Regions from separate parts of the Mus musculus genome. Here region 2 is linked to region 1. Evidence: chromatin loops called from intact Hi-C (ENCODE). Cell type or tissue: heart. All regions are shown on one strand. Links, peaks and the distances in the headings refer to the core of each region. The heading gives the core; the rest is flanking DNA.

The links. Hi-C counts contacts between places; a loop is a spot of excess contacts. Peaks named below come from ENCODE experiments on the same cell type or tissue, not always from the same donor. Only the 100,000 strongest peaks of a DNase experiment are listed, where the experiment ranks them.
Region 2: it touches region 1 in a loop (2.3-fold over the local background); 2 of 42 quality-filtered maps call a loop at or near these places.

Annotation. Positions count from the first base shown.
Region 1 is chr1:138,342,576-138,352,751 of GRCm38, reverse strand. No RefSeq gene overlaps it. Among named protein-coding and RNA genes, the nearest start is that of Atp6v1g3, 74 kb to the right of the region's middle. In heart, for the core only: no CTCF peak of the experiment used is centred there; DNase peaks (open chromatin) are centred at 4,131 and 5,641.
Region 2 is chr1:138,567,463-138,577,638 of GRCm38, reverse strand. All of the region lies in intron 1 of Nek7 (NIMA (never in mitosis gene a)-related expressed kinase 7), which reads left to right. Among named protein-coding and RNA genes, the nearest start is that of Nek7, 47 kb to the left of the region's middle. In heart, for the core only: no CTCF peak of the experiment used is centred there; DNase peaks (open chromatin) are centred at 5,948 and 8,998; H3K4me3 peaks cover 892 bases; H3K27ac peaks cover 1,016 bases.

The DNA.
Region 1 (10,176 bases), core at 710-8,709:
ATGACACTTTATCTTGCTCCTATATGTTTTAGTGGAACATATTTGAGGTTTTCTCCCACTTAGGATAATGTTGGCTGTAGGTTTGTTGTATATAGCATTTATTATATTGATATATGTTTCTTTTTTTTTCTCCTGCTATCTAAATGCTTTTACCACAAAGGTATTGGGTTTTGTCAAAAGCCTTTTCTGAATCTATTGAGATCGCTTGTGATTTGAGTCCTTTAGTCCATTTATGAGATGCATTGTATTTATCAACTTGTATGATTATTCCTGTATATCTGAAGTGAAGCCAACTTGATCAGCATGAAAGATCTTTTTGATGGATTGTTGAATTTGGTTTTAAAGTATTTTAGTGATTTTTTTTTTTTTTGGTATCTATTTTCGTCAGGAAGACTGGTGTATAATTTTCTTTTTCTGTTGTGTGGTTATGTGGGTTTGGTGTCATAGTAATACTTGGCTTAGTTTTAATAGTTGGTAACATTCTTTCCTTTTGCTAATTGAACAGATGTAGCAATACTTGTGTCAATTCTTCTTTAAATGTCTAGTGAATTTATCTTGGCTTTTTTTTTTTTATTGTTGCCAGGTACAGATTTGTTTACTTGCCTGTCTCATTTCAGAGAAAACTTGATGCTCAATGTATATAGAAATTCATCCCCTTTCTTTGATATTTTCAGATATAGGGAGATATCAGCCTTCCTGGTATGTATTAACGATGCTTTCAACTTCACTGGCCCCATAAAAACAGAATGTGTTCTGAGAAATGTTGAACAGCAAATCATTGGCTTCTTTTTCTTCCCCATCTTCAGAACGTTGTGAATGCTGCCCATTGTCTCTCCACTAACACCTAGTGAAGGAGGGACCCAGACGAGCCTCAGGGCATCCTAGAGGAGTATCCCAGCTTCCCCTGGGTTTTGTCAAACTTTTACCATGATTCTGATTGTCTTGTCTCTCATGACATCAGTCTTCATGAACATAAAGGAGTGCTGATGTAAATGATGACCAGAAAAAGGCTTGGTTTGAAAGCCAGTAAAAATTTCCACCTGTCACCTCAGGAGAAACTCATGTCTACATTGAAAAAAAATTAAAATTTTTGCTCAGGGCTGGAGAAATGGCTCAGCGGTTATCTTAGGGTTTCTATTCCTGCACAAACATCATGACCAAGAAGCAAGTTGAGGAGGAAAGGGTTTATTCAGCTTACACTTCCATGTTGCTGTTCATCACCAAAGGAAGTCAGGACTGGAACTCAAGCAGGTCAGGAAGCAGGAGCTGATGCAGAGGCTAAGGAGGGATGTTACTTACTGGCTTGCTTGGCCTGCTCTCTTATAGAACCCAGGACTTCCAGCCCAGGGATGGCACCACCCACAATGGACCCTCCCACCCTTGATTACTAATTGAGAAAATGCCTTACATCTGGATCTTGAGGAGGCATTTCCCTAACTGAAGCTCCTTTCTCTGTGATAGCTCCAGCCTGTGTCAAGTTGACACGCAAAAACAGCCAGCACAGGGGTTAAGAGCACTGACTGCTCTTCCAGAGGTCCTGAGTTCAATTCCCAGCAACACATGGTGGCTCACAACCATCTGTAATGGGATCCAATGTTCATTTTATAAGTCAACTTAATTGCCACCTTTTTTTTTCCCTCTGTGTATTTTTTTTTATTCCTCCTGTATCTCATTCAGAGAAAACATATTCTTCCAAACATGTAGTTCCTCTAAGTCCACTCTATTCTCCTTATAGCATTTCTCACATTTTCTTCATTATTTATACATGTGTATGCTATGTATTATATATACATGTTCATCCATAATATTTATTACACATATGTGTGTGCCCGTGATACTAAACATAGTATTTCTCACATTTTCTTCATTATTTATACATGTGTATGCTATGTATTATATATACATGTTCATCCATAATATGTATTACACATATGTGTGTGCCCATGTGTGCACATGATACTAAACTTATAATATTTCTCACATTTTCTTCGTTTATACATGTGTATGTTATGTATTATATATACATGTTCATCCATAATATGTATTACACATGTGTGTGCCCGTGTGTGCACGTGATACTAAACTTATAGTATTTCTCACATTTTCTTCATTTATACATGTGTATGTTATGTATTATATATACATGTTCATCCATAATATGTATTACACATATGTGTGTGCCCGTGTGTGCACGTGATACTAAACTTTAAGGTTCCCAGATGCAGGAGTGATGGTGCGCTTAACAAGAGCCTCCTCCAGGAGAACGTAGTCCAGTTCCTACACTTCCTGCTTAGCGGGTGGAGGCAGGGAGCACTGTATGGCTGAGAGTATGCAGACAGATGTGCTCTGCAAACGTAGCTTTCAGGGTGCTCATTTAGCTGAAAGAACTTTTCAAGCTTCGGGGAATAAGGAGAAGCAGGCCATTGCATAGAACCACTTTCAAGTTACCGGAGAGCAGCAGGCAGAAGCAAACTGTGAGTGGTATAGCGGTATACGTCACTTTTCCATCTGAAGGCGCTCCAGGGTTTGAGTAAAGAAAATGACCTGGGCTAGAATTTATTCAGCTGAGTAAGGTGGGATAAAAGTCTGTAACAGATCTGAGGGTGTTCACTAGCTGACACCTCACCTTTAGCAAGTCTGATGAGTCTCTTGTGGTTGTTTCTGGGTTGAACTTACAAAATTTGATCTACCCAAGTGGTGTCTCTACATCTCAAATTTTATTACTCATTGCCCATATTGTCTTGGGTTTCTGTGCTTCATAGTCTATTTGATCTTTTGAGCCTATACATTTGTTTCAATCTCTCTACTGGTGGCTGAATTAAAAAAAAAAACAGAGCAGTAATACTCAATGGAAAATCCATTTTTCAGATTTGCTACAGTGCAGGAGTAGAGGGCACACGTAAGTCTAACAGGCAGCCTTTGTGATGTGTTCAGCAGGAGAGGGTTTAGGAAGTTAAAATCAGTAATTTCATAGGCACTGAGGTTATGCAACAACTGGTTAAAATCATTGCATATGATGAAGAGTTGGCATATTTATGCATTACATATGAATATATTCATTTACATATAATATTCATATAGAAATGAATATTATATATCATGTATATAAATGAATACAACCTACTCAGCCTATATAATATTACTTGTATACATATGTTTTCAGGGTCGGGCATTTGGTATTAGATAATCAATTGGTTTATTTCTTTACCTATTTTTCTTCTCTGAGACTATTTCTTTTACTCTCTCACAGAATTCCTTAGTTGTGTGTTGTGTACGGTTGAGGCCAGTAAGCCCCTGTCCCCTGAGTTAACAATACACCTTGAGGTCATATAATACTATGACTGCCATCCTACTGTGTACTTGGCCTGCTTGCTTAACTTGATTTAAGAGAACAAAAGAACACCCAACTTTATTTGCTTTGGATTTCCAATATAATCACCTTTTACAACCTACACTAGTGCATAGCTGTAATCTTAAATTATGTACTGTTCCATGCCCCTGACCCAGAGAACAGTGTGTGTGTGTGTGTTTGTGTTATGATAATCATTTGTTGAAAACAGCAAATATGTCAAAAGAGACCTTATGCTACAAATACTTGCCATAAATGTTGGAAACAGCATAGAGATATTGTTTGATACACGGTATGTTGGCAGTATTGTCTGTCACATGGCTCAGTTGAACTCTGTGATATTTTTGCTTATAAAACTTTGCTAAAGATTTCTGTAAAGTATCTCTTATACCCCCCCTCCCCCGCTCCAGTGAGAGACATGAGCCAAACACTTAGACATTAGGCAGCATACATAAACACATATCAGACAGACTAGGGACAAACCAGAAAGTAGAAGCTACCTAAGACCAATGTATTTTTCCCTGCACAAAGAGGATTTTCTTCCGGTGAGGTAAAGGTGAATGCAGAGTGTTTGCAAAATGCCCTGAGACCGTCAGAGCAATAGCACAAGGAAGTAAGTACCTATCAGATTGGGTATAATACCGTCTTCCCAGGGCAGTGACTTAGAAAGAGAGGGCTTGGGACTGTTAAAGGGGTGTGCGTGGCAGGATGTGGTCAGCTGGCTTTTGTGCTCTTTGTAGACTCTGTGAGTCAAGTGTGAGTCATGTCATGAGAAGTCTGTGTGGAATCTAACGAACAGCCCCAGGGAATGGCAGGAACCCAAAAGCAAAGCGTGTTCATGGGGGAGCTGAGTTCTACTTCTCATGGAGAAGCTAGTGAGTAAGGGCCAGAAGCCTCGCTGTGACCTGTCCTTCATCTGTACAGTGAGCAGATTAACCTCCATCAGCAGGAGGCCTGATGTGTTTGACTTTATGTAAGTGTTGGGAATCAATGAGGAAAATCTAAACAATAGTATCCAGGAGACTAAGCACAGCTCACCACACTGAGGTCCGAGCTAGCTGACTGAGGGGTGTTGACTGTTTCTGAAAAAAAAAATGGTAGTACCTGTAATTATTAACTGATTTATTTTTTTTCTCCCACTAGAGGAGACATCATCACGAAGTAGGAAGATGTAAAGCAATTAGAAATATTCTCTGGCACCGTGTCAGCAGCCCTCCTGGCTCGTCTTCTCTAATTAAATATGAAATGTTGTAAAGTGGCTCATTCTTGCAAGTTTTCTCTTTTATTTCAATGGTGTCCATACACACTAGAAGAAAGAAAAAAAAACCCATAGGCATAAGGGTTCAAATTGACCAATCTGTAGATGCTCAGAATTGAATTTGGGTGAAAACAGTTCTAAGTTTCCAATAATTCAATATATTTCTTTTAACATTAGCTAGAAATGGCCATGTAGTTCAAGATGCCAAATGCACTCAGTATGGAGGGAGGACACTGATTATTTTAATGGATTTGTTTAAAAATGTATAGTGTTTTCTGCTTATTCAGGAAAAAATCTAACGATTTCATTCACTATCAGGAAGAAAAAAAGCAATGCATATGTTATATATTTATATACCCACAATAGATCACAACCACAGAAGTAGTCAATACCATGGATGACAGCTGGACACAGCTACATAACTGGTGAAACAGAATACCCTGCAGAGTGAAGTTGCTCAGACTGGAGACTGATGCTCCTGTGTGAGAATGGCCCTTCCTCCTCCAGTAGAATTCTATTAGCTATAAAATAATTTCTGAAAAAAAATTATGTTTGAAATTTATGGAACTTAAGTTTTTAAAATTTTCCCACTTGCTTTTACATCAAAAGCAAATCATAAGCTAAATTTATTGAGGTTAGATTTTTGAATTTTGAGAGGAGAATACTGCTATGGAGTAAAATTTAGTTTTGTGTAAATCTCAAAAGTTGAGGGGTTATTTTAAAGAGCATGGCTATAAGGAGTGTTCCATGAGCAGTTTGATGGGGAATGCCCATTGCTACATATTGCAGGAGAAAGACTTTTGGAGTTAACATCTGTTTCTTCATTCAACTTTTACCTTAAAAAAAACCAACCCACTAGTTTTCAGAAGGGGAACCAGGACGCATGTGCCTGTGAATTAATGCAACTTATTCTCATCATTCGCTATTGCTGTGAATCTTCCCAAAGTAAGCGAGCATCCACAAGCGCTGAGGAAGAAGTCATAGAGTATCGAGTGTCTTTGTTTTCTTCCACCTAGCTGGAGGAAGGCTGGCAAGCTCTCAGGATCAGGCACTCCCTCAAGATTGCAAGAGCTTCCTGGCTTGATACTGGCCAGAAATAACACCACAGAATGTTTTTTTACAATTCTACTTTTGGGTAAAAACAGGAAAGGGAGAGGCAGGTTGAAATTAAATTTAAAAATAATAAGATGGATATGAGCAGAAAGAAAATATAACCTTTTCTTTTCAGTTTGGGAAAAAATAAAAACGAACTCTGATCATCCAGATTGTTCACTTACGTGCTTTTGAGTAGGGGGATTATGGAGTGCTTTAAACATGTTCCAGGATTTCTCTTTACTTTTTCCCCACACGTGGGCTACTGAGCTAAGCTGACCGTTCCTCACTCACCTCTCGGACCTGGTAGTCACTCCACTGGAAAGACTCTCTGCTGTCTCAAGTGCTCGGTCGGAGCAGGCGAGGTGCTTGCACACTAAAGGGCCTTTGCATATTCTCAGGACTGAAACAATTGTTAATATTTGTAGTTGGCTATTACATTTCCCATCCCCATCCAATCAGTGGTTACTAAACATGGATCATTTATATAACTGCAAATGCTATGCCAAAGCGCTAAATCTAACATTTGACGGGCAGAAAAAAAATATTGTTATTGAGTACAACGTTATTTTTCAAACTCTGAAGGGGATAGCAGAGTAATATGAGGAGAACTCCCGATCTTTTGTCTTTCCATGCTTTCTTTCCGGTGTCCGTTGTCAGAGTGAAGGATAAACATTTTTTCCCCGTTTCAGACTATTGTGGTATCCTCCTGGATTCCCTTTGAAACGGTCCCCACTTCCCTCTGACACCATTGCTATCCTCTACCCAGCAGCGACCGTGGACCAGCAGCGGCACACGGCAGTAAACGCTCAGCTTTTTCTTCAAGGCTTTTCTAATTTTTAATTAAAAAGAAATGCTAGATTCTTGCTGATCACCCAGAGTGTGACTCTCCATGGTTACCTGTCACTCAAAGAGCTCCCGCTCTGAAGAATGCTAATTAGCCCCGCTAAAGCTCTGTAATTGAACTGGAGAGATGACTGAGGAAGTGCAGGTCTGCCTTCATTCAGAGCCCGCCTTGCCATCTAAATGGATGGAGCCATCCTGACAATGTGAAGACATAAAGGGAGAAGAGGAGGAGAAAGAAAAGCAACAACATTCCATCTGCCATTTTTTACTCTTAGTTTTTAAAGTAATTATCAAGATGTAACCTGGATACCGGAGTATGAATAACAAAAAAAAAAAAAAAAAAAAAAAAAAAGGTTTTCTTTAGCCTTCAGAGAATGAGCCTCACGGCCACCTGCTTGACAATGCTCCCTATCGTAGTGAATGCACTGAACTGTATAAAGATGAATCATTTGAAACAAATAGACGCATTAGGACATCAATGTGGATAGCCAGAGTGATGTTAGGCGGATGCTTGGGAGAAAATAGATTTCATTTGAATCGGGGTAGGATTCGGATCTGATAGTTGACCTTGCAGGAATGCTTGGTTATTTTTGGAGTACAGGAACAGAAATCTGTGCCATTGCAATGTCCCTCATACCTACCAGCTTGGTGTTCAGATCCCATCCGTGAGCTAGAAAACCTTAACCCATCACTGAGTTAGAGAAACAAAGCTGGTGTGGACCTGTTCTAAAGTTTTCATCTCCTCTTAGTCTGGTTTTTAAATATTCAAGTGACAAATCTGAAGTCGACAAGGGATAGTCTAGTTGACATGATAGGACAGCCCGTTTAATATTGTCACGGAATTGCGGCTTGGACATGCTAGGACCTTAACATATGAGAATTAAAATATTAGCCACATTGAACTCTAGCAGACTTTATTGGAGCCAAGAACAGTCTGCACACTGGGATCCTGTGATTGAGGGCTGTGCTCATAATCAGGGGATGTTGATGCTCAGGAAACAGGAAGTGGGTCCCCAAACAGCTTAACTGATTCCAGGTGGGCTTTGCTGTTTTGAATGGGGTCTCATTAGCTGGTCGCCTGTGACTTGAAGAAGTTTGATGGCTATGATTAGCTGAGAGTCATAAAAGATATACCCATAACTCAGCCTTTCTACTCATGCCTGTTGGGGGTAGTTAACTATGCCGAGAGACTCAAAGTAAGGTAGTATCCTCAGGCAGTACTGTGTCCAACAACTATCACAGGCACTCAGGCTTGGAAACCAAGGCGTTAGAGAAGCAGTCGAAGCTCCAAGCCATGCAGGGAATCACAGGGCTCTCAACCCAAGCTTATCATTTCAGGGGATAGATAAATGTGATTTGGTTCTAGGTAAGAGAGTGAACAGAGTAAGATCCACTGGATTGGAGTAATTTATCTTTTCTTTGTTCCATTGCAGGGTCTGTACGGACAACAGTGCTTGGTACCTTTCCTATGTGCTTGCTGTCCTTCATATGTGCTTGGGACCTTTAGTATGTTTGTTGAGTGAATGAATGAATGAATGAATGAACAAGCATATTCTTAGACCACTTGACTTCTCCAGAGAATGCTCAGATATTTGAAAGGTTAAACCATCCCATCAGATGATTTTCCCTTCCCTTCCTTCCTTCGTTTCTTCCTTTGTTTCTCCCTCCCTTCCCCCTCTCCTTCCTTGTTTCTTTCTTTTCTTTCTCTTGTTCATGCTGGCAGTGAATCAGTGCCCAAGTTAAACTGGGTATGGTGACTTTGACAAATCTCTTTTAATAGAAAGACTGGAAACCGCTGTTACCATAACTTATCTAGCCACGGTGTGGTAGACTAGTGCCTTTCTCTGGTGGGGAAGGGGTTAGAACACTCTTAAGCAACAAACGTGTGAAGCCTAACATGAGAATAAGAGAGACAGACAAAACCGCATTCCAGGGCCACTGAGTTGCTGCCATAGCCCAGGCACACAATTGTTTTATGTCATGCTTACAATAAACTCATACTTGTGACATTATCTGCATGTCCTTACAGAAAAGAAAAGTGTCTCTGGATGTAATAAAATAGACTTCTTGGGGTAATAAAGATATGAATGAAAGGACTACTCCTTAAACCCAAGTGCTTTTTTTCTTATAGCTATGTTCTCTTTAGAACACTATTTTAGTTCAGTTTCTAACTACAGTTGCCTGGTTCGCATGTAAATCCATACAACTCAAAATTGATTTTTCACAAGTCCTCAGAGAGTTGGTAATTCCCATCAGACTTGAGTAATTTTATCTACTAAGTCTGGGTCTTGATACTTTCCTGGTGCTAACAGAAGATTTCTCTAAAATGGTGTAAATTGTGCAGGATATGGAAGGGGGTTACATCTAGAATCATCTGGGAGATGGCCCGCTGGGCATACCTGTGGAGAGTTATCTTGATTGCATTCCTTGAGATGAGAAGATCTGGTTCATAGAGGTAGGACTACGAAGTGGCTGGGATCCTAGATTGTGTACAAGATAACATGTGCTTGCTGTCCTCTGCTTCTTGACTAAGGAAACAAAGTGACTCACTCCCTCATGCTCCTGCTCCTGTGACTCATCCACCGTGATGGACAGCAGCCTAGCAGTGAGAGTCAGAATAAGCCTCGGCCCTTCCTTCCTTCCTTGGGTTGCTTTTGTCAGGGTATTTATCACAGAATCAAGACAAACAAAATATGACCCACCTAAGAAAGTGAGAGCCAATGGGCCAGAGAGATAGGAGCTCTCAGCCCTTACAGGATGACAGGCAAGCAAAGGGGTTGAGAACTGGGTTGCAGCTATCAATGGAAATAACTCTGGAGGTTTTAGTGAGGATGGGCACATGGGGGTTTTGAAGTCTCACTTAGAAAATAGAAGCTGGAGAAGGAACAAACAAGGAAGTAAATGGCCCTTTGAGGGGACTGTCCTAAGAGTTGCCAGAGTAAAGAGGGAAGGTTTGGTTGTCCCGAGGGGTTGGGGAATCTCCACTTCAGGATACACATTATAAGCCAGAGGCATCTGATTTGGGGTCTGGAAGTGTGTGTGTGCCAAAACAAACAGACTTAAGAAGGTGGTAACTGGCTGCAGAGAGTGAGAGGGTGGTAGTACCATGTGCCAGATGAACATGTAGAGAATTGCTTAATTTGGGGACACCGTAAGATACTAATTTTGAAGACATTAGTACTGAAGGTCTACAATACACTTAAAAAGACTAAAGGGTGCGATAAAGAACGATACAGTAGGTTGACTATAATTCAAGAAGTGCATCTATCATAAAAGAAGAAGGCACAATGATTGTGTCATTTCTTCTCGGGGTTATTTGGAAAGGTCACAGAAAGACAAAAAAAAAAAAATGAAGAGATCATTGAAAATGCATTAAGTGTTCCATCTGCCGCGCCCTTTTCCCACCTGGTAACAAGGAGCCACATCTTGCCACACCTGGGTGCCTGCATCCAGACCTACCCACCTCAGCACCGATCACTACCTTCTACTCTAAAGGAAAAGAGAAAAATGCCAGAGCCCTAAAAGCATCATCTAAAGTGCTGTCCCTAACACTTGATGTGTAAGCTTTTAGTTCCCTAACATAGTATTATTTTTTACATTTATCAGACACTATAATTTTAACTTTGTAATT
Region 2 (10,176 bases), core at 1,390-9,389, 220 kb before region 1:
AGCAGCATTCTTTGGTACTTTGGTGACATGAGGGTAGCTCTGAGCATGGGAACATACCACATTGCTGTCCTTCTGAACTCTCAGCCTATTTGCACGCCATGTCTCTCAAGCTGGCCAAGGCTGGAGTCCTCAATTTTTGTTTCAAAAAGCTCAGTAGTTTAAACGTGTATATTTGTTATTTAAAAAGGCAAATCCAGATCCAGACATTTCATTTGTAGACAGGATTGAAAATGACAAGCCCACATATTGCACTTTGGGGGATAAATCAGATTTTATATGGATATGACATTCAGTAGTATAAAAAGGAGTGATCAGGTAGTGCATGCGAGGCATTTATGTGTATATGAAAGAGATGTCTGTGTTCTTCCACAATTTTCCTTCTTTTAAAATAAAACAAACAAACAAACAAAAAAAAAAAACAAGTGTTAACAACTACACAAATGTTCAGGGCATCTCAGGCTCCTGCCTGCCTCTGGGCTGTTTCCCCTCTTGCCTGCCTTCCACTCCATCATCCGGCAGTGTCCGCTGCTTATTTTTCTGTGGCTCCTAGTCAGACTCAGAAAGGTCCTGGGCATGAGCTGCTGCTCTCATGTTCCTGGCCTGCATCTGAAACAGCTTTATTAGTGGGGCCAAGCACAAGGGGCAGTTTCAGCCGCCACGGCCAAGTTCTCATCAGCTGTGGTACTGCATCCGGACGCACAGAGCCAAGCTTAAAATAGACAGAGCCTGTGACCTATTAAATTAACACTGTGTAGATCTCAAACCGGTTGCCATCTAGCCACATGTATCTTTTTGTGTGTTCATTTTTAAAATGGAGAAATATCTGCTCCACTTCACACTTATTCAGTCAATTTAGGGACAGGAATGGGCAGACCAAGAAGATACATTTTAAAAAAAGAAAACAAGAAGGCATGAAAAACCTTCTATCCATGGTTCTGAAAGCTAGCCAGCTTTAGGTCTCCTGATAAAGGATGTGCTCAGTATTATTTTTGCTCAGAATGATATATTATTAAATATCTTTATTCATTTCTGTGAGAAGCAGGCTATAGTTAGCACATGTTTACCCATACCATGAATAAATGTGTTTTATTCCAGCCTGCTTCCTCTTCCTTGGGTCCAAAGGTCTAACCTTGCATTTGAGTTATTCCATTCTCTGACTTTGTCAACTTGCTCCCATGATTCACTTGGGTTTGTTAAGCTCGAGAAAGACAGTGAAGTCATGTGTTTGAGGCAGATACTGCAGCTCCCGTTAGAAAGCGATCACTTAAAAGAATACGTTGTCATTTACATTTCGAATACGAAGCAGTTCACTTCCTTTCATATTATGTTTTAATATGTTGAGGTTAAGAGGAATGGAAAGTTGGGAGTAAAACTTGCAGCGCTTAGTAGGACCACATCCTCTTTCACAGCTTACTATCATAGGAGGGCTTAGTAGCACCACATCATCTTCTTTTAAAGCTTTGCTGCTATAGGATATGGAATTTGCTAAAACACATTCCGAAAGTCATATTGCATAATATTTTAAAACACATCCCCCCTTTTAAAATTCTGTTAGTGTTGCATGATGGCTTTTACAGTTAGAATTTTAAAAATGTAACGTTATTTTCAGCATCAAGTCTCATAGTTAAATGAGACAATTGAAATGGAAAGTATTTAGTTTGTATTAGGTAAAGCACAGGGAGGTGAGGTAGTGGTCACCATTATAACATGGTTCAGTAAAGCAAGCAGGGCTGGAAAGAGAGTTCAGTCAGTGTTTCCTTAATGAGTCAACCTGAGGGTTCTGTTTATGGGAGTCTCTAATCCCATCTATATTAAGAGGAAGATAAAGTTGAACCAGCAGGTGTTGGCAAGAAACGCAATAAAACCATCAGACTCAATAAAACCATTAGTCTTATCAGTACCATAATTTGATTTCATTCCACTTACACTTCAGTCAAGAGCTACCTTGACGTGGTGTTTTGCTGGACCCCTGGTATTTAATGTAGAATCCTTTCTCAGGAAGTAACTTAGTGGGACTTGAGCAAATGTTTTTAGAAAACATTTCCCAAGTAGGGCAGCCATTCTGTAAAGATTTAGTTCAAAGAAGAAATGTTTGCCTAGCATGGAATACTACTTTTTCTTAATTTCACTGTGCTGAAAAACAGATAGCCACAAAAATGACCCCATATCCAAAAACCTTATATTAACCTGTTTTAGTATGTCCTGGTTAGCTGTGTTCTGCACTTTCAAGTGTTTATTTGTTATTGATTAGTTAATAGCCACACACAGTTTATCAGACTGTAAGAATCCATAGCTTTGCATTTGAGCTTAATTTTATGATGGAAATAATGTTATTTATGTCCTACAAATTGTCATGTTATTTAGCTATTCTAACTATTATATAGCTGGAGAAAGGTTAGCATAGACTTTTCTATGAAAATTGAAAGACTTAGAGTGTCTATCCTTTGCTTTTGTCTTCATTTAATGAATTGACTGGAGTACATCTTCTAGACTGATAGGGTACCCGATTGTTTGCCATGATCTTGAAGACTTAAAGGAACGAGTGAACAGTACGTCACTGAGGCCACAGAAGGCATGTGCTAAGGCAGGCAGGTAGTATATTTTGGTTTTATTTCTTATAACAAAGTCATCTATTTTTTTATACATCATTAATAAAGCAAGTATTAATCTCACTCCTGGCTATTTGCCCAAGCGAAGTGAAATTGTCTTATGTATGAATGTTTATAATAATTTTATTTATGATTCCCTGAAACTAGCAATGATGCAGATGCCCGTCATTTGAGGTCTAGGTAAGCGCTGGCATGCCCATCCATGCAGTGGTGTAGTATTCAGCCATTAGAATGAATAGTCTATTTGCACTGAGGAGCTGGACCTCAGTTGTGGAGGGACTGTATTAAAGAGGCTGCATTTACACTGCCCTAGAAAAGACATGACTACTGAGACATGGGACAGATGTACAGTAGCCAGGGCCTAGGGGAGGAGTTGAGTGTGAAGAGAAATTGGATGGCAATGGTTCTTTGGCACTTGGATCTGATCTTGATGCCACTAACTGTGTTTGTCAGATGAAAAATGAAATAAATATGCTGATTTTTACTTTTTTGTATACATTTTAATAGAAATCTTAGGACACTAACTCCATTTATCTTCTGTTTATAAATTATGTCTTTGAATTTTAATTTGTTACAATTTTCATTCTATAATCATTATTACCTTATTATTTCCTGTGGATAATGTTTAATTATGATTTCTGCTGGCTTGTTTTTGTCAACTTGACACAAACCCGAGTCACATGGGACCATCCGTTGAAAAATTGCCTCCATCAGATTGGCTTGTGGGCGTGTCTGTGGGGCCTTTTCCTTTGCTGATTGTTGTGGCAGGGTGCAGCCCACCGTGGGGTCCCTGGACAGGTGGGGCTGAGGTCTATTTGGAAAGTAGCTGAACAAGCAGAGAGAGCAGACCAGTATTTAGAGTCCCTTCTTGGTGTCCGCTTCTGTTCTTTCCATGACTTCCCTTAGTGTACTGTAAGCTGTAAACTGATATAGACCCTTTCTCTTCCCAGGTTGCTTTTAGTCATTGTTTACCACAGCAACACTGCTTAGTTTTCCGGCTTGGCTGTCCTTCTGAGGATATTTTTTTTTATTTTGCATATTCTATCTGTTGGTTTTGTTTATGGATTCTTAATTGTTTAAATATCTGGTTATGTTTTTATCATGTGTTGGATGCTCTATGTGGGAAATCATTTATAGAAATACACTGGAGACTTGGATGTACCTTCTCCAGTGACAGTTTTCATCTTTCTGCCAGGTGTCTTAGGCCAGTAGTTCCCAGGAACCCCTCATTCTAGATCTGAACTGATTGAATGTTTAGAATTCTATTAGAGTTAAGGCTGTCCGGGTTTCCTGGTCTCCACTCACGTGATGGGGAACTCTGGTGTGTTCAGTTCTGGTGTGCCTTCGGTTCCCAAAAGGCCAAAAGAAAAGCTATTCCTCTTCTTAGCACCTCGGCTGTCTCTGGACTGTCAACACGGCACTCAATGGAGAAAGCATGCTCAGGTGAGCTTTTCTTGGTTCCCTGTCGTCCCTCAGATCCTTGCCCTTTGATGTTGCATTCATACATTCACAATCTAATGGTCTTCAGAGGTCTAGTCTGAATGATCATTTTTGTCATTGTGGAAATAAAACATTCCTGTACTCATACACACATGTGAGACAGTATTACAGAAATTTTACACATGAGCGCAAATGGAATTTTTGATTTAATATGTTCACCTGTTATAGCTTATTTAATAAATTCACATTGGATACACTAACAAGTGCTCATTTGCTACATTTAGTCCTGCGCCAAGCATTATGGATAAATCAGTGTGCAAACTGTACTATCCTAACCTTATTCCACCTATAGTTTTGCAAAGTAGGATAGGTAATTTTCCACTTCTGTTTGTCTATTTGGCTTATATATTCGTGGGGTAAGTAGTTTAAACTGTCCAACTAAGTAATGTAAGATATATATATAATAAAAATAAAAATTTTCCTCTTGAGTCTTAATTTATCACTTCATATTATACTGGTTACATTTTAAAGGCACAGTAGGTGTAAGTAAGTGTTTTCAGTCTAGTTTTCAATTTTCTATATTTGTTGAATTTTAAAATTATTTACAAAGTGGTGTGTGTGTGTGTGTGTGTGTGTGTGTGTGTGTGTGGTGTGGAGGGGAGGTCAGAGGACAACTTTTGGAACTTGATTCTCTTCTTCTACCATGTAGGTCCTGAGGATCCACTCAAGTTGTCAGGATTGGGCACAAGTGCCTTTCCCCGCTAGACAATCTTGTGAGACCCTCCTTTTAATTTAGCCAACCTTTATGTTCCTACCAGTTGTTTTTGTTTTATTTTAAATACATTGGCAATATACCTTCTTGTACATAATTTGAAATTCAGTTGCTGATCTACTTTTTTTAGAGCAGAATTAAGAGATTAATAGTACTCAATGGTACACAAAACTTAAAAATATATATTTATTATACTCCTCCTTGGAAGGTAAGATAGTACACTGATGTATATATTACCTGTGAGTTTTGTAACATGCCAATTTGCATCAGTATATCAATATATTTTCTATTAGCAATATATATTTTATTTCTTATACTTATAGATATGAATTTGCATCAATTATGTTAAAAGCAAATTGGAATGTTATATTCTTTTATGAAAAAAAATTTTGGCTTTGAGTCCAACAAGAGTCGCATGTTTTGAAATCCATGGCTTTTCTGGTGCTGTGATGCTATTGTCTTACTCTGGGATTGACGTGTAGCTTGTGGACCTGACTATTCTGCTGAGAGCTTACAGAAGGCGTCCCCACTGAACAACAGAAGACACCAGAGTCAATATTACAGAACAATGGCTGCTTTCACTGTAGAGCAGAGTGACAGCCCGATCGCAGACCTCCTGCCCAGCCGCTACTAACACTGATAGTGCAGTTTTAAGCCTTGGTGTTTGGGGCTCTTCTAATGAGACATTCTGATTTGTGACGTGTGCACGTGGCCCGGCTTTTCCAGCCGCTTCCTTACTAGAGGGCTCCATAGCACCCAGAATTTGTGGAAATAGCATTTTTAGGAAGTGGACTTAGCATGATCCGCAAAGTGGATAAGAAATTCCAAGGTCACTGAATCACAGTCCTAAGCCTAGAGGCCTCTTGCTAAAGGCGATGCATACGTAAGGAGACGCTGGGCCTTCTCTGACTCTCATTTGCTCCCCGCCTGTGAATGACTTAAATTCCATCATCGCCTCTTTGTTAGCTAGCACTCTCTTGTCAAGAACGGCTCTGCCTCGCCATTGTTTAAATGTCCTTATGGACTTTGGTTCTTGTTTCACTAAGGGGACCACAGCGTGCTACTCAGATGTCTGAATGTGGCCTGAGGAATGCCGCCTGCGTCCCTTCAAGCTGACTTCTCTATTTCTTTGACATGTCTCCATTGTTCTCTGAGCACAACTTTGTTTTCTGGTACATCATGTTTCAGGCTCAGCTCGTACTGTCCCAGCCTGAGCTCTGGAACCGCCTGTTTTTTTCCATAGAGCACCAATTCCTTTAAAGGGAGAATAACTTTGAAAGCCAAGTTTGTCGATAAATTATTAATCTTAACTATAAATCTTAGAACTGGGATGGTCTAGAAACATCCGTCATTCTCTTCAAATGTCCAGTAGTCATCCCAGCACCTCCGACAGACTTACCTTATCATCACAGGAATGTCTGAATGGGTTTATTGACTCTGAGTGCTTCCTCTCTCTGCCTTGGCTGATACAGATGTGTCACTTGTCCATTATGGGAAATACTAGATGACTCAGTCACATAAAGGGAGACAGCAGGGTGAGGTCAGGTATTCCTGTTGAATGGTGACTTGTGGCCAAGAAAAATATTTAGATCTGAGTTTAAGTATTCAGGTTTTGCCAAGTATCAGTCACCCTAAACTTTCCATTATGTCCCTTGACATGTGTGTGGGTGTGCATGTGTGTGCATGTGTGTGCACCTATCTGGCTAGATCAATAACCGCCCTTTGGGGGGGAGGTGCTTCTGTTTTGCAGCACAGTTGTTCCTCTTTTGTTCTGTATTTCATTCCTCATGATAGTTGCCTTATTTAATAAAACATGCCTTCTTAATGTTCTCATAGGCTATTTAGGAATGTAAGCGTAGTGATCTTCATGAAAGGATAATGAACATTTTGTTACCTCAAAGGTCAAAGGGGAACATTTCATTTCAGGAAAAGAAACAAGTTTAGATAATGTACTTCAACCCATGCAAGTTCAGCAAAATCAAAAAAGTTAAATGAGCCTGTAAATGGTTATCTGAAACCTCTCCTTGAAGCCCTATGCCCATTCTCCATGAACAGTTTATGCTGCATTGGGAGGCTGTGGATGGATCATGAAAATGTATATTTGAAAATAGGGACGAGTGCTTTTTAGGTATAGACTCCATGGGCAACTATTGTTAATATTGATTTACTGTCAGCTTGGTCTTCATGTTGTTCCCTCCAACAAGTGGAGTTGGGGCTAGCTCTAAAGCTGTTGCCTGTCTGTGGAATACATTCCCCTAACTAGACTGCCGTGTCTGGCCTCAGTGGGAGAGGATGTGCCTAGCCCTGCAGAGACTTGATGTGCCAGGGGTATATCAGGGTGAATCTGGGCTCCACCCTCTCAGAGGAGAAGGGGATTGGGGGAACCAGGAGGCAGGGTAGCAATTGGATGTAAACTGAGTAAAAAACTTGATTTACTTTCAATTTGAATTAAAGGGATGGTGATTTAGAACAGCCTTCTGATTCATTAATTTTTATATTTTTCTTCACTGATAAGTAATGAAGGAAATATGTCCATTTAGCTGATCATTATTACTGTTAAAAAGTCTGTCAAAAAAGGCAAGTTGCAGTGTGTTTTGGCAGAGATCATTGTTACAAGTGAATTTTATTAAATGTTTTAAAAGACATATTTTCAAAATTTCTTCTTTTAAAAAATTCTATAATCTATGCTTTAAATCTGTATTTTGCAATTGGCCAAGAATTCTGTTGACCAAGTTGGAAACATATATTGGTTCATTTTATTTCTGTCAGTGTACAGTACAAACTTTGAAAACATGACATTTTCTGTAGGTATATGGAAAGTTGCTTAAGACTTCTGCCAGAGTGAGTGTAGTGATTGGTTGCTCCTGTGAGATGTAGTTTGCTAGTAAAGATCTGAGGGCTTGAGTTTCTTTACATTTGATATATTGATTAACTATGGGAACAAAGTAATACTTTATTTAAGGAATGATGCTAATGCTATTTTAGTAATATTGCAGTAAGATGGTTACATTTTCACTGAATAAACTATATTGCCTTGTAATGTATGATAGCTTATTTAATAATTTGCATAAGGTCATATTTAAAGTCAGCTCACTGGCAGACCTACGGCCTTTAGACATTTTTCCCTCCCCTGATGAGTGATGAGTGACCATCTGTCTGGAACATGAATTCAGGTTGACCCGAGTGACATGTCTCATGGCAAAAGTGTTTCCATGAACTTCCATAGTCACAGAATAATGACAGTCTTCAGAGCTTTTACCACAGGATATTGATGGAGACAGGTGGTAGTCGGATTGAATCAGAGCAGGAGGAATTCTGTTATAGGTTTCCTCTATTGCCTCATGACAGTTTGGGGTCGGTAGAAGAAATGTATGTACATTTCAGAGGTATTACATGACAGACAAAAGGTGTGTTAGGTTAGAGACAGAAGTGAGTGACCGTCTTCAGTATTAACAACTCTGGACAATCAGAAGGTCTCATCAGTCCGTATAATCTTCATATACAGGTATGGCTTTTTCAGGGAACTTCAGTGCACAGAAAAGACTTGTTTTCAATCACAGAAGAATGTTTTAGCCAATAGCAAATATCAGTGCTTTTGAGAATTGTAAGACGACTTCTGCTTCTCAAGATTCTACGCAAAGCTTTTTATACACAAGCTTTCCCCTAACCATTCACAGTAAGGTCTTCCTGTATTGTTCCTGTCTTGTTGTTTGCTCTTGTGACACCCACCCTGCTTCTATTTCCCATCTGTTACTTGGTTGGTGGTACCACCATATGTTCTCTCTTCCTACCAAATATCATGCAATCAATTGTAACTCTGCTTTCCTCCTCCCAGCCAAATCTACTCATTTACGAGTCCCAAACACAGAGCTTAGAAACAAGGCTAAGATCTGTTCTCTGGTCCCATTACCATTCAGCTTTCATTCAGTCACTAGACACTGCCATGCTTGTATTATGTCAATTAATAGCTAAGAAATATAGTAAGAAACCAAATGGCAGAGCTCTTGCTGTTTGCATTGTAATAGACGGGATCCATAGTAAACAAACATAGGAATATAGCTACAGATACTTAAAAGTGCTGTGCAGACATTGAGTAGTGAGGATATGAGAGCTACACAGGAGAGGAAGGGATCCCATGGAACCTTGGCTAGGGTAGGCTTGGTGTTGAGCCAGCTATTCTGAGATTCTGGACCCAGAGGATAGTAAACAACAGGCTCAGATGCCAGAAATTCGTCAGTAGATCTCCCAGACAGAAGGGATGTCAGTGTTCATGGAAAGTAGCAAGACAGACAGGGCTAAGCTATTGTGGGAGAGTCAGGCAAACTAAGATGCATCTTGGAGATAAAACATCAGTCACAAGTAGGTTCTATACGAGGAGAAACAGGATAAAGTAATGAAATAACAGGATAGATTTCAGATTTTAAGATAGGGTTTTATTTGTATGCATGTGTGCATACATGTGTGTGTGTGTGTGTGTGTGTGTGTGTTTGCACATGCGTGTGTATAGGTGTGTGCTTTTGCATGTGCATAGAGGTCAGAAGAGGGCCTCAGGTATTCTGGTTTCTATTATTCCACGTCTTCCCCTGAGTCAGGATCTCTATTTGAACTGCGGATTGGCAGTTTTTCAGCTAGGATGGAAGCCAGCAAGCCCCAGAGATCCTGCTGTCTTCTGACTTTGAGCTGGAGTTCCCGTCGTGCAGGAGACACTAGGCTTGGATGGCTACTGAATCTGAACTCCAGTTCTTGTGGTCGTGCAACAAGCACCCTTCAGCACCACGCCATCTCTCCAGCTTTGGATTTTAGGTATCTGACCAAGCAGATCTTGTCAAAGTGTTGAACGCTCCATCTGTAGACAGACGTGTAGGAGATATGATCAGTCCCTTGAAATTCTCTTGGGTGATTGTCATGATCAAGTAATTTTTGTTTATTAAAAAGACATCATCAGCTCAGTGACAAAATGTACTGCTTTTTGTATCCTTTGTCTGTTACATGGCTGCAAGTTTTATTTTTTAAATGTAAGCTTTACTTGAAAATGTTCTTGATTGGGCTGGGGAATGTGTCTCAGTAGTAGAACACTTACTTACCTGACATGAGCCCACCCCTCCGGCTCCAAAGTGAATGAAGAAAAAAAAAAAGAAAGAAAAAAAAGGAAGGTCACGACTGCTTCTAGATATGGTGGAGGAAAAGGGATTTTGCAGGTATAGGGAGAGCAGAGGCAGGAGCAGGGGCAGAGACTTCTGGGATTGTCCAGAGTCAACAGGACCCTGAGCTGGGCAATTCGAGGAGACGAGGAGGGAGAGAACCTGGAGAGTAAAGGGCCAGGTAACCAAAGATCTGGATTATATAAGGAACAGC